2 separate regions of the Mus musculus genome follow, and region 2 is linked to region 1. A link is a loop called in an ENCODE intact Hi-C map of the cell type or tissue named here. Cell type or tissue: left cerebral cortex. All regions are shown on one strand.

Region 1 (5,000 bases):
GCAGGAGTAGACAGGGTTTCAGGTAAAAGCATGTGTCAAACCTGCGTGTTTCTAAGTAATCTGATACGAGAGGGAAGGGGGTTGGAGAGAGAGAGAGACACAGACAGAGAGACAAGCAGAAACACAGACAGAGAGACAGACAGAGAGGGTGAGAGAAAAAGACAGACAAAGGCAGACATACAGAGAGGGAGAGAGAAATTCTTTTCACCCACAAAAGTCAACAAAAAAATATTCTGACATGCAGAACAAAGAGGCTTGTCGAACAATGATTTTTCTTACCTATGATCCCAAGTACTTGTAAGCATCTATCTATAAAATGTCCAAAGCAACATATGTTAAAGATATATGTAAGCTGCTGTTTTGTGGGTAGGGTAGGAGCTGTGGGCCTAGGTCTAAACCTAGATAATGAGAGATAGACAAGCTAGCAATTTTACATGAATTCTGTCAGCCAGACAACAGTGATGGACGCAAAACTTGCTCTCTTCTCCACCAAAAATGTGGAGATGAAAGAGAAGCAGCCAGTGGCAGAAGCCCATCTCCTTTTACACAAAACAGGTGGTGTTCTAGTTCAGATGCCATATTTGCTATTTAGGGTTCTTGTGATCTCTGTGAGGATGGATAAGCTATAGAGTGCGTAGGAGAAGCTACACAAAGCATCCACACTGCTCCAAGCCTGCAGGCTTATTGCGACCTCACACTCCACACGCTGAGATTGGTTATCTTGTCAAGCTTGCTACAGCATCCCTGTGAAATTTGGGTTACCACATTTAGCTGTAGGATTACAGCACTCAATACCGCAGATAGGAGATAATGCCTCCAGCGTGTGGGGCTGGGGCCATATAAGCCTCACAGTCTAATTTTGGTAGCTTTGGGGGTAGAGGAGATGCAGGTGAGGCAGGACGTGGAAGGAGTGATGCGCGTGGGCTGTTGTGGCATACCCTCTCCCACAGTCTGGCCCTTCTGCCTATACAGACAGAAGAAAACGACGTTTTAAAATTTGATTCTGTGCCCCCATCCCTTTTGAAGCTGACAACCATAAAACTGAATATACCTTTCTGAATAGAATTCTAACACATAGAAAGTACCCCACTCTGCATGCTTTTTTACTTTTCAATGTACCCTTGGAGACTGAAATAATAATTTGATATTCTCTGTCTGCTGGTGCTAGATGGGCTTTTCCTTTAATGATGCAATGCTTCCAGTGGCCAGAAAGTCTCAGGACATTGACAGAAGAATCTGTTGGAGCTTTGCTCCTTCACATTGGTTTGCTGGTGAGCACCATCTCTGACTGTTTCCATTCAACAAGCTCTCTGACACTACAAGAAGCTCTCTCTTCATCTGGTAGAATAACAGTGAACTTGGGTCTGCTTCCTGCCCACCTTTCTTGCTATCTCTGGAACTGCCTTCAGATTTAGACAGTTTGAATATTACCAGCTCCTAGGAACCATTTGACAGGAATGCTAAGGTTCTCAGAAAAGAGTTAGTTGTCAAAGGCTTTCTCTAGTCACATGACTGGGTTGATAAGTTTAAATGTAGCCAAGTGTTTCTCAAGTGTATTTGGAATATTTTAGGATATTCAATCTCTCTCTGTCTCTCTGTCTCTCTCTCTCTCTCTGTCTCTGTCTCTCTCTCTGTCTCTGTCTCTCTGTCTCTGTCTCTCTGTCTCTCTGTCTCTCTGCCTCTCTCTGTCTCTCTCTCTTTCTCTGTCTCCCTGTCTTTGTCTCTCTCTTTCTCTCTCTCTGTCTCTCTGTGTGTGTGTGTGTGTGTGTGTGTGTGTGTATGTCCTCTTTTTCTCACAGTTTGAGAATTGGTCTTGGAAAAACTCTCTACAGATTTTTTTTGGTTTTGTTTTGTTTTCGTTGTTGTTGTTTTTGTTTGTTTGTTTGTTTGTTTGTTTTTTGATACAGGGTTTCTCTGTGTAGCCCTGGCTGGCCTGAAACTCACTCTCTAGACCAGGCTGGCCTCGAACTCAGAAATCCACCTGCCTCTGCCTCCCAAGATTCTACAGCTTACATTGCTAACTACAAAAATCAGCATAGAGAGTTTTTCCAAGACCAGTTCTGCAGTTATCTGTGATCAGCAGTATCGGGGATCACCTCGGATCCAGAGCATCTATCTAGTCAAGGCATGGGCAATTGGTTTACTTTGTATGCTGACTCCTCCTGCAGGGTTAGTCTGAAAGTAACTTCCGTCCTGCAAAGCCCCTGGGTAAGCTGGATGTGAATGGTGCATAAGAAACAAGCCTTGTGGAAGGAATCCCAGAAAAGTGGCGGAAGTTCTGATGGATTAGTTCACTGGATTCACTGACACATGATGCTTGCAAAGGAACTGGAGGCCAGATAAGTGTGGCAAGACTGACTTGAAGACAAGAAAACAGGTTATTTAAGGTTTGGGACCATGACTTGTTTGACAGTCTTCACAAATTACAACATCTCAGGCAGAGTTTTGTTCTATTTGAAAATCATTATGGACTACAAATGTGATCAGGAAGGTATGCTAACCCAGTATATCATTTATCCTTCTCATTCAGCTTCATAAAAGAAACTCCCAGGTTCTTGTAATGCCAGGACATGGGAAGGGGTAGGTTTGCTGCTGCTGGCTCTATGTAATCCATCACTTGAAGAAGCCTAAAATTCACCTCCTCAATGATGTCAACTATATTCAAAGGCAAGCACTACAATATTTAGGACATGGAAGACAGGCTGCGGCTTTTCTCTAGAAGGTGATGTGTTTTCTAAAGGTAGACTTTGACATTTTTCTGGCTCACTATTTTTTTTTCTTTTTCTTGTTAAAATTATTCTTTATGAGAAAAAATATATTCACACACATGCTACAAATAGAAGCCAACACACCAAAGTAAGTAACTATTGCTAAAAGCTGGCTAATTGAAATGTAATTCACTCATGCAAAACACACACACACAGAGAGAGGGAGAGAGAGAGAGAGAGAGAGAATATGAATTTTGGCCTTGCAGCCCTTTCTGAAGTCATATGAATGTCTCAGTGTTTGCACTTGAAAAACTGGAAGAAAAATCAATTGCATGAAAACACGAAATCGGTGAGTTTGTTTTCTTCTGTAGCTGTTTTCTGATGGGGAATGATCACATGTGTGGATGCTTACCTAACAAGGCCTTCCATGTGTGGGCAGAGCGTGGTATTTGGGAAAGATATTGGGAACTTAATTCTCTGAATGTTATAGCTGATGTAAATTGAGGCCATTCTATTTCAAGAGATTCTTGCTTTCAAAGTCACCCTGCATTTCTCAAGCTAATTTGGTCGGAAAAGAAACCGGTTAGGTGAAAACCCCAAATGTTTCCAAGCCTTAGGCTGCAGGTGTCTGAGATAAAAGTGAAAGTCCATATGTTAGGAGAAAAAAAGAAGGTGGGGAAGGGGAAGAGAAGGGATGAAAATAAAAGGGAATAAAGGGCAGGGGGCTGAAAGAAGGAAGACGGGGAGGGGGAGGACCGAAGAGAAGGAAGTTGTTCAGGGGCTCATTTACCCTCTGAATTGATGCACACGAAGCCCAGATCTTATCAGATAACACACACATTTAGAAACGAAATCTGCGCATGTCTGAGCTCCTGCAGCCCATTCTGCTTAGCTAAAGCAACATCTTTTTTTTTCCTCCAAAAAATCTGTTTCCTTCTTACATAGTCCAAATGTTAGAATGTGGTTTGAGTTCTTTTTTGAACATTAATTTAAACAGTATGGGAATAGATCAGCCCTTATAAGTCTAAATAAAACTTCCTTCGACATCCATAATATGCTGTTCTTACTTGGAGGCTAATGAAGTTGGAAAGAAGAAGTGGGAAAGAGTTAAATACAGAAAACAGTAAGCTTCGTGGAAGGTTTTTTTTTTCTTATAAAAATTTAATTGCTGTTCTCCTACCCAACCTATTTAAGCAGAAATTCACAACACAGCTTTAAACTGGTTTTCATTCCGGCTCCCCAAATGTTCGGATATGTTGACCTGAACAGAAAAACGCAAAAAACTCAGTGCCACTCACTGCAAAGCTGAGAGAATCAGTGTGGATGGGGAAGAGGAACAGACAGCCAGATTGTCTGGAATTAGAGACAAGCCATATTTGACATTCAGACGCTGTGCCTTTTGATGGCTTTCAATCACATTCAACTCCTACTGCCATAATAATAAGTAAATTGTGTCACACACAATCACAACACACATTTTCAAAAAGAGCATGAGGGAATGTGCTCAGCACTGTCAGTGTGGAGGCATTGTCGTCTCTGTGTACAGAGAGAATTTGTGTGGGCCCCTTAAGGTCAGCCTAAGAAATCACCTCAATTTTTGTAGCTTTGTGAGCTATAATTAGATCATTCTACCTGATTATAGAAGGATCAATCAAGCCTTTCTTGGCTCCATTGTAAGGTGGAAGTCTAGCACATAGCTAAACTACTGGACCTGCAGAGATCATAGGGTCCTAGACAATTCTGTAACATCCTGTCTCCACTGTTTTGGGGGACCCTGGGACCAGAACGATGGATTTCCTTTCCAAGTTCAGTGCTTTGTTTCAACTAGAAACAAAATGCCATCCTCTAAAACCATTCTTGGTATCAGAGTGGCTTCATTGTCATTGGGGGTATTAGCAATGTGTGTATGTGTTTCTTATAGGTAATCACTTTGCAAAGCAGCATTTCATTATTCTAATAGTTTCGTAAAATTCCTAATATCCGTGGACAAAAGCATCAAGTGTTTCCATGTAACAGGACATTGACTGTCAGCACAAGGCTCCTCCCCTGTCCCACTTCCTCCTGTTCTCTGTTGGACTAGGAGCCTAGTTATTCAGCTCTGAAGTGTTCTGGAAGTTTGTTTCCTCCTACTCCCATTTTGGATTCCCAACCCTCTTACAAAATTACTGTCTATGGACACTGGACTTTATTTTGATAGCTCTTACCCCAGCACACATACCTTTACTACCTGTCATTCAAGTAATGGAACAGAGTCTACTGAAAAGTTTCACCAGGGCCAACTGGGAACCACTT
Region 2 (5,000 bases), 390 kb after region 1:
GTGGGTCTGCAGTAGGGGTGGGGAGTGCTGCGCCAAGAATCGTAGTGCTGTGGCTCAGCCAATCTTTAATGAAGCAGTTCTCTGAGATTATCTTAGCTTGTTTGTATGTCTTTATTTGGTGTAGGTTTTAATGCATGTTTTCTTGAGGGTGATTCAAGTGGGGAAGGGTGTGAGAATATCCAGGGAAGGAAAATGTCACTTTGGCTGAAGGCTAAAGCTATTGAGATGCCTTATTTGCATGGAGAAGAATTCAAGGTGCTGGACTAGGTGGCTGGATAAAAGGGACACATTTATCTTTCCTGTTAATAATAAGAAAGAAGTAGGGGCTGGAGTGATGGCTCAGTGATTAAGAGCATTTCAGACCTAGATGTGGTTCCCAACACACACATCAGGCTGCTCACAACTACCTATAACTCTAGTTCAAGGGAATCTAATGCCTTCTTCCAGCCTCTATTGAGACTTCCATACATGCGGTATACATAAATACATATACTCAGGCACACATCACACACACACACACACACACATACACATACACACACACACTTAAGTTAATGTATATCATATAACTATATGCTTATATTTAAAAGAAAGAAAGAAGATGGTAATCCTCAAAAACAGACTAGAGTCACTAAATGTGACCCTGAAGAAAATGACAGTGTTCTTATGTCATTGATATTCCTGATGACACTAGACGATCAGCTGAAACAAGGGGGGAAAGCGGCAATGAAAGAGTTAAAGTGGCAGTTGATAGAACCGTTGAGCTGTGCTGAGATGCCACCTGAGTTGATTTTTGTCCTAACCTGAGCCTCCTTTTCTTGTGCAGATGTGGAAGGAGCAAGGAAAGTCGCAGAAGTGTTAAACATTTGTAGAGCAGAAGGAAAAAGAAGGTGAGCAATAAGAGCAGAAGAGAGAGAACAGAGGGCAGAAATCAGAACTAGAACCCCACCCCTAAGCAGGAGAACAGGGATCAGGGAGAATGAGCCTTAGGAGTAAGCTTGGAGAAGAGTGGCCTGCAGCGCACCACTGTGGGAAGTCCTAGACCAATGACGAGCTGCCAGGGACAAGTAAGCAAGCCATTTGGATTTTGGAGTGGGTGGCGATGAAAATGTCACTGTGGAGAAAAAGTAAAACATGCCTGGCAGGCCAAGTTCTTAGGAAGATGTCAAGGGCAACCCTGACGAAAGATCTGATGTGTCTGGAAGAGATCTGAGAGCAGTGGTCATGTGGAGAAGCTGGAATGACGCAGGAAAAGAGGAAGGAAGGGAATGCTGGTCTGAGAACAGCTCAGCAGAGCGAGGCAATTGCTTCTTCCCTCGCCCAGAAAGCAGAAGGAAACTGCCCTTCAGAAGCGAGGGCAGAGATTTCAGGCACAGCAGTGAAGTGGCATTAACTCAGGATACTAGGTTTTAGGATGTTTCCCTTCCAAGATGGATGTCAAGAGTCAATGCCAGGAAAGTGGTGGGCTGAGCTCCGTGGTCCTGGATGAAAGTTCAAGCGGAACCGTTGCTAGGGACTGCTTCTTCTCTAAACTTCGCCAAAGTGAGGAGTTTTGCTCGATATCCGTAGTATACAATGGCTGCATCTTCACACATCACCTTATCTAAACATCAAAAAAAAAAAAAAAATCAATGAGACTAGTTGCCTCATTGGACAGTCTTAAAGAAGAACTTGGGACTTTAAAAAGCGACAGCAGGGGTAGAGAGATGGCTGAGCAGGTAAGAGCACTTCCTGCTCTCATAAAGGACCAGAGTTCTGTTCTCTGCACTCACTTTGGGCAAATCACAGCTGCATATATATATATATATATATATATATATATATATATATCTCCAGCTCCAGCCCATCAGACACATCTCACCTTCACAGGCACCCGCATTCCTGTGTACAACATGCACACACCCCCAAAAAAGATATAATGAAATGAGCCTTTTAAGAGAAAAGCCACACCTAAATAAACAGCTAACTTACTCCCAGTTCTATGCTACTTAGTATTCAGTCACAGATAAATTCCTGAATGAGCTGATAGCAATATGATCTTTTTGTAAATCAAGTGATAGTCATAATTTACCAGAAGAATTCACCATTTCCTGTAATCCTACCACGAATCCTTCAGCAATTCAAAAATGGATTCTGCAACCACTGACCTCCTCCGTAGGTCTGGCCATCCCAATTTTCTTGAGGCATGAGTTCTTGTCATGGAAAGATACATTTATGCATGACTATAGGAGTTTCAGACCTTAAGTTGCCCCTCTGATTAAACAAAGGTGGAGGCACAGAGATGGCCAGTGACAATAGCAAGCTCTTCCCTGGGGGCACCGAGACACTACCCACTGGAGAACACTGCCATCCCTTCCTCATTAGCATGGGCATATTTCAAATGAGGATATGCTGTAAGGAGAGAACAATACATACGGGTTCGTTAGTCTTGCTCTTTTAAAGATAAATGCTGTACGTGGGATAAATGCTGTGAGCAAGAAATTATAAGCAGGTTCCCATATGCTAGATATCTATTTCCATATCTCCTATCATCATGGTTTCTGGGCACTTTGACAGAGGGATGAGGCTAATTCAGGCAATGAATTACACTCAGGGAAGTAGGTGAAAATTCTGTCTCTTTAACTCTTTATCACAAACAGCAAGGATTCATTGGAAAGTAAGGAGACTCGAAGATTTTTCTAGACTAGAAACCAAGGAGAAAGTGGAAAAGTTTCAATATTGTGGTACCAAGTAATATAATTAATGCATTACCCTTTGATCAAAGTATACATGAATCTACCTAAGTAGATAGCCGTCAGTGGAGAAGACATATGCTAATCACCACAACATTTTATACATAAAACTGCAAAAGCAAACCAGAAAGAAAAGTGTCCAAGTGTGGGAGATATTTTAAATAATTTATGGCGTATATTTCTGTGACTATGATGCATTGTTAAAATTATATTTGTCAAAATCGTGGAATTATTTGGGGAAATCCTTATGATCTCACAATTGTGTATGAACAGCCTGCTAGATGTTAAAAGGAAAAGCAGAGAAAAATGATTGGATGCTGAAACTGGGAGTCATTTCTTTTATTCATTTAACTTTTATATATTTGTCAAATTTCCCCCATGGAGAACATCTTATTTTTAAATTCAAATGATAATTTCATGATCTGGATTCCTTCAAAGCCCGAAACAATCACCCTTAAAAACTAGTCAGCATAGGTGTGCAATAAATATGTTATCATTGGCTAACCATGAAATATTTTTACTATCTGACATTGTTAACTTCATTTGTCAACTTGATACATCTGGGAAGAAGGAACCTCAATTGAGGAATTTCTTCCATAGGATTGGCCTGTGGCATGTCTGTGGGCCATTTTGTTAATTGACATAGAAAGACTCAGCCCACTATGGGCAGTGCCACCCTTAGGTGGGTGAGCTTGGTCTGTGTAAAAAATTTAGCTGAGCAAGCCAGGGTAGGAAACACTCCTGTGTTTTCTGCCTTGTGTTCCTTCCCTCAGAGATGGACTCTGAACTATAAGTCATGTAAACTCTTTCCTCCTCTCAAGGTGTTTTTAGTTAGTGTTTTATTGCAGCAACAGACAGAAAACCAGAATCCTAATCTTACTTACATTAAGATGTATTACAGTATGGAGAGCTGGGTCAATTCTGACAAGCACACACCAAAGACAAGACGTAGAGCACGTCCGCTAATTCCAAAAACTCTCTTGTGTTTCTCCCAGTAAGCACCTTCTACATCCCTAAAACAGACAGCTGCACACTGCTTTTCTATCATTACAGATTATTAGTATTTCCAGTTCTTGTATTAGATCTAAGTACAATTGTAGTTTATACTCTTTGGCATCTAGCCCCTTCCGTTCAGAAGGTTTTGGGTTCAGCAGAGTTGTTGCATGTGCCCATAACATGTTCTTTTTCTATTACTGCGTATTTGTATATATATACTATATTTATGCCTCTCCTCATATTTTGGGCATACATTTAAATATTTAAATGTTGATCAATCCAGTTCTTTCTACTTAAGGACACTATGAACAAAGATCTTTCAGTAGACTTACATTTTCATTTCTTTGGGGGTAAATCCTACCAGAAGAATTTCTGTGTTGTATGATAAGTTTATGTCTAACTTAGGGGGGGGGGAATAACCTATAAATATTTTCCAAAGTGATTTTAACCATAAAATATTCTGGAGAAAATCTTTCAACCTTAAAATAGACAAAAGAGCAAGAATGTAAGACAAACAAACCACAAGTATATTTTTACAGAAAGGAGATCATCAAAGTTAAATGTTCTATTATAGAGGTAAGGAAACGAAAAAGTAAAAAACACCCTGGGAGATAATATTTGTAACATATACCCACCTGGATGTGAAAAGGGACTTGCATGTGAATATGTAAAGATGTATAACTCAATGAGAGTGAAAACACCCATAAAAACCTAGGCAAAAGGTCTGAACAGATATTTGATCCAAGAATATGAACTGATGACAAAAAGGCACATGAATAACTGGCCAACATCATCAGTCACCATAAAGGATGTCATGAAGGGAGGTTGCAACCACACCACACTTCTGCTTGAGTGTTTAATGTCACAGAGATGGATAGTAACTGTACAGAGCAGTGAGAGCGCTCAGACACAGTGTACTGCTGTATTCATAGATCAGTACTTAGTCAGCCATCATCAGAAAAGCTCTCTCCAGCAGCAGATGGGAACAAATACAGAGACTCACAGCCAGACATTACACATGTGCAGAGAGAGAAAGAGAGAGGAGAGAGAGAGAGAGAGAGAGAGAGAGAGAGAGAGAGAGAGAGAGAGACCTTGGGATACTCAACTTTAAATGGGATGTCTTCATCAAATCCCTCCCCTCACAGCTCAGAGTACCCTGCAGAAGAGAAGCCAAAAAAACAAACAAACAAAAAACAAACAAACAAACAAACAAATGAAAACCTGTAGTCCCCAAATCAGACAGAGGTCATCAGGAGAACAAGGCCCTCTAAA

What was found. Hi-C counts contacts between places; a loop is a spot of excess contacts. Peaks named below come from ENCODE experiments on the same cell type or tissue, not always from the same donor. Only the 100,000 strongest peaks of a DNase experiment are listed, where the experiment ranks them.
Region 2: a loop joins it to region 1, with 4 times the contacts of the local background. A loop is called at or near these places in 2 of 42 quality-filtered maps.

The regions. Positions count from the first base shown.
Region 1 is chr17:52,347,229-52,352,228 of GRCm38, reverse strand. No RefSeq gene overlaps it. Among named protein-coding and RNA genes, the nearest start is that of Gm41600, 45 kb to the right of the region's middle. In left cerebral cortex, no CTCF peak of the experiment used is centred here; DNase peaks (open chromatin) are centred at 2,630, 3,247, 3,539, 4,003 and 3 more places; H3K27ac peaks cover 3,492 bases.
Region 2 is chr17:51,959,073-51,964,072 of GRCm38, reverse strand. Gm20098 (predicted gene, 20098) reads right to left here. Exons shown (of 3, transcript NR_045095.1): 3 at 1-1,603. Among named protein-coding and RNA genes, the nearest start is that of Gm20098, 79 kb to the right of the region's middle. In left cerebral cortex, no CTCF peak of the experiment used is centred here; DNase peaks (open chromatin) are centred at 1,128 and 2,515; H3K27ac peaks cover 306 bases.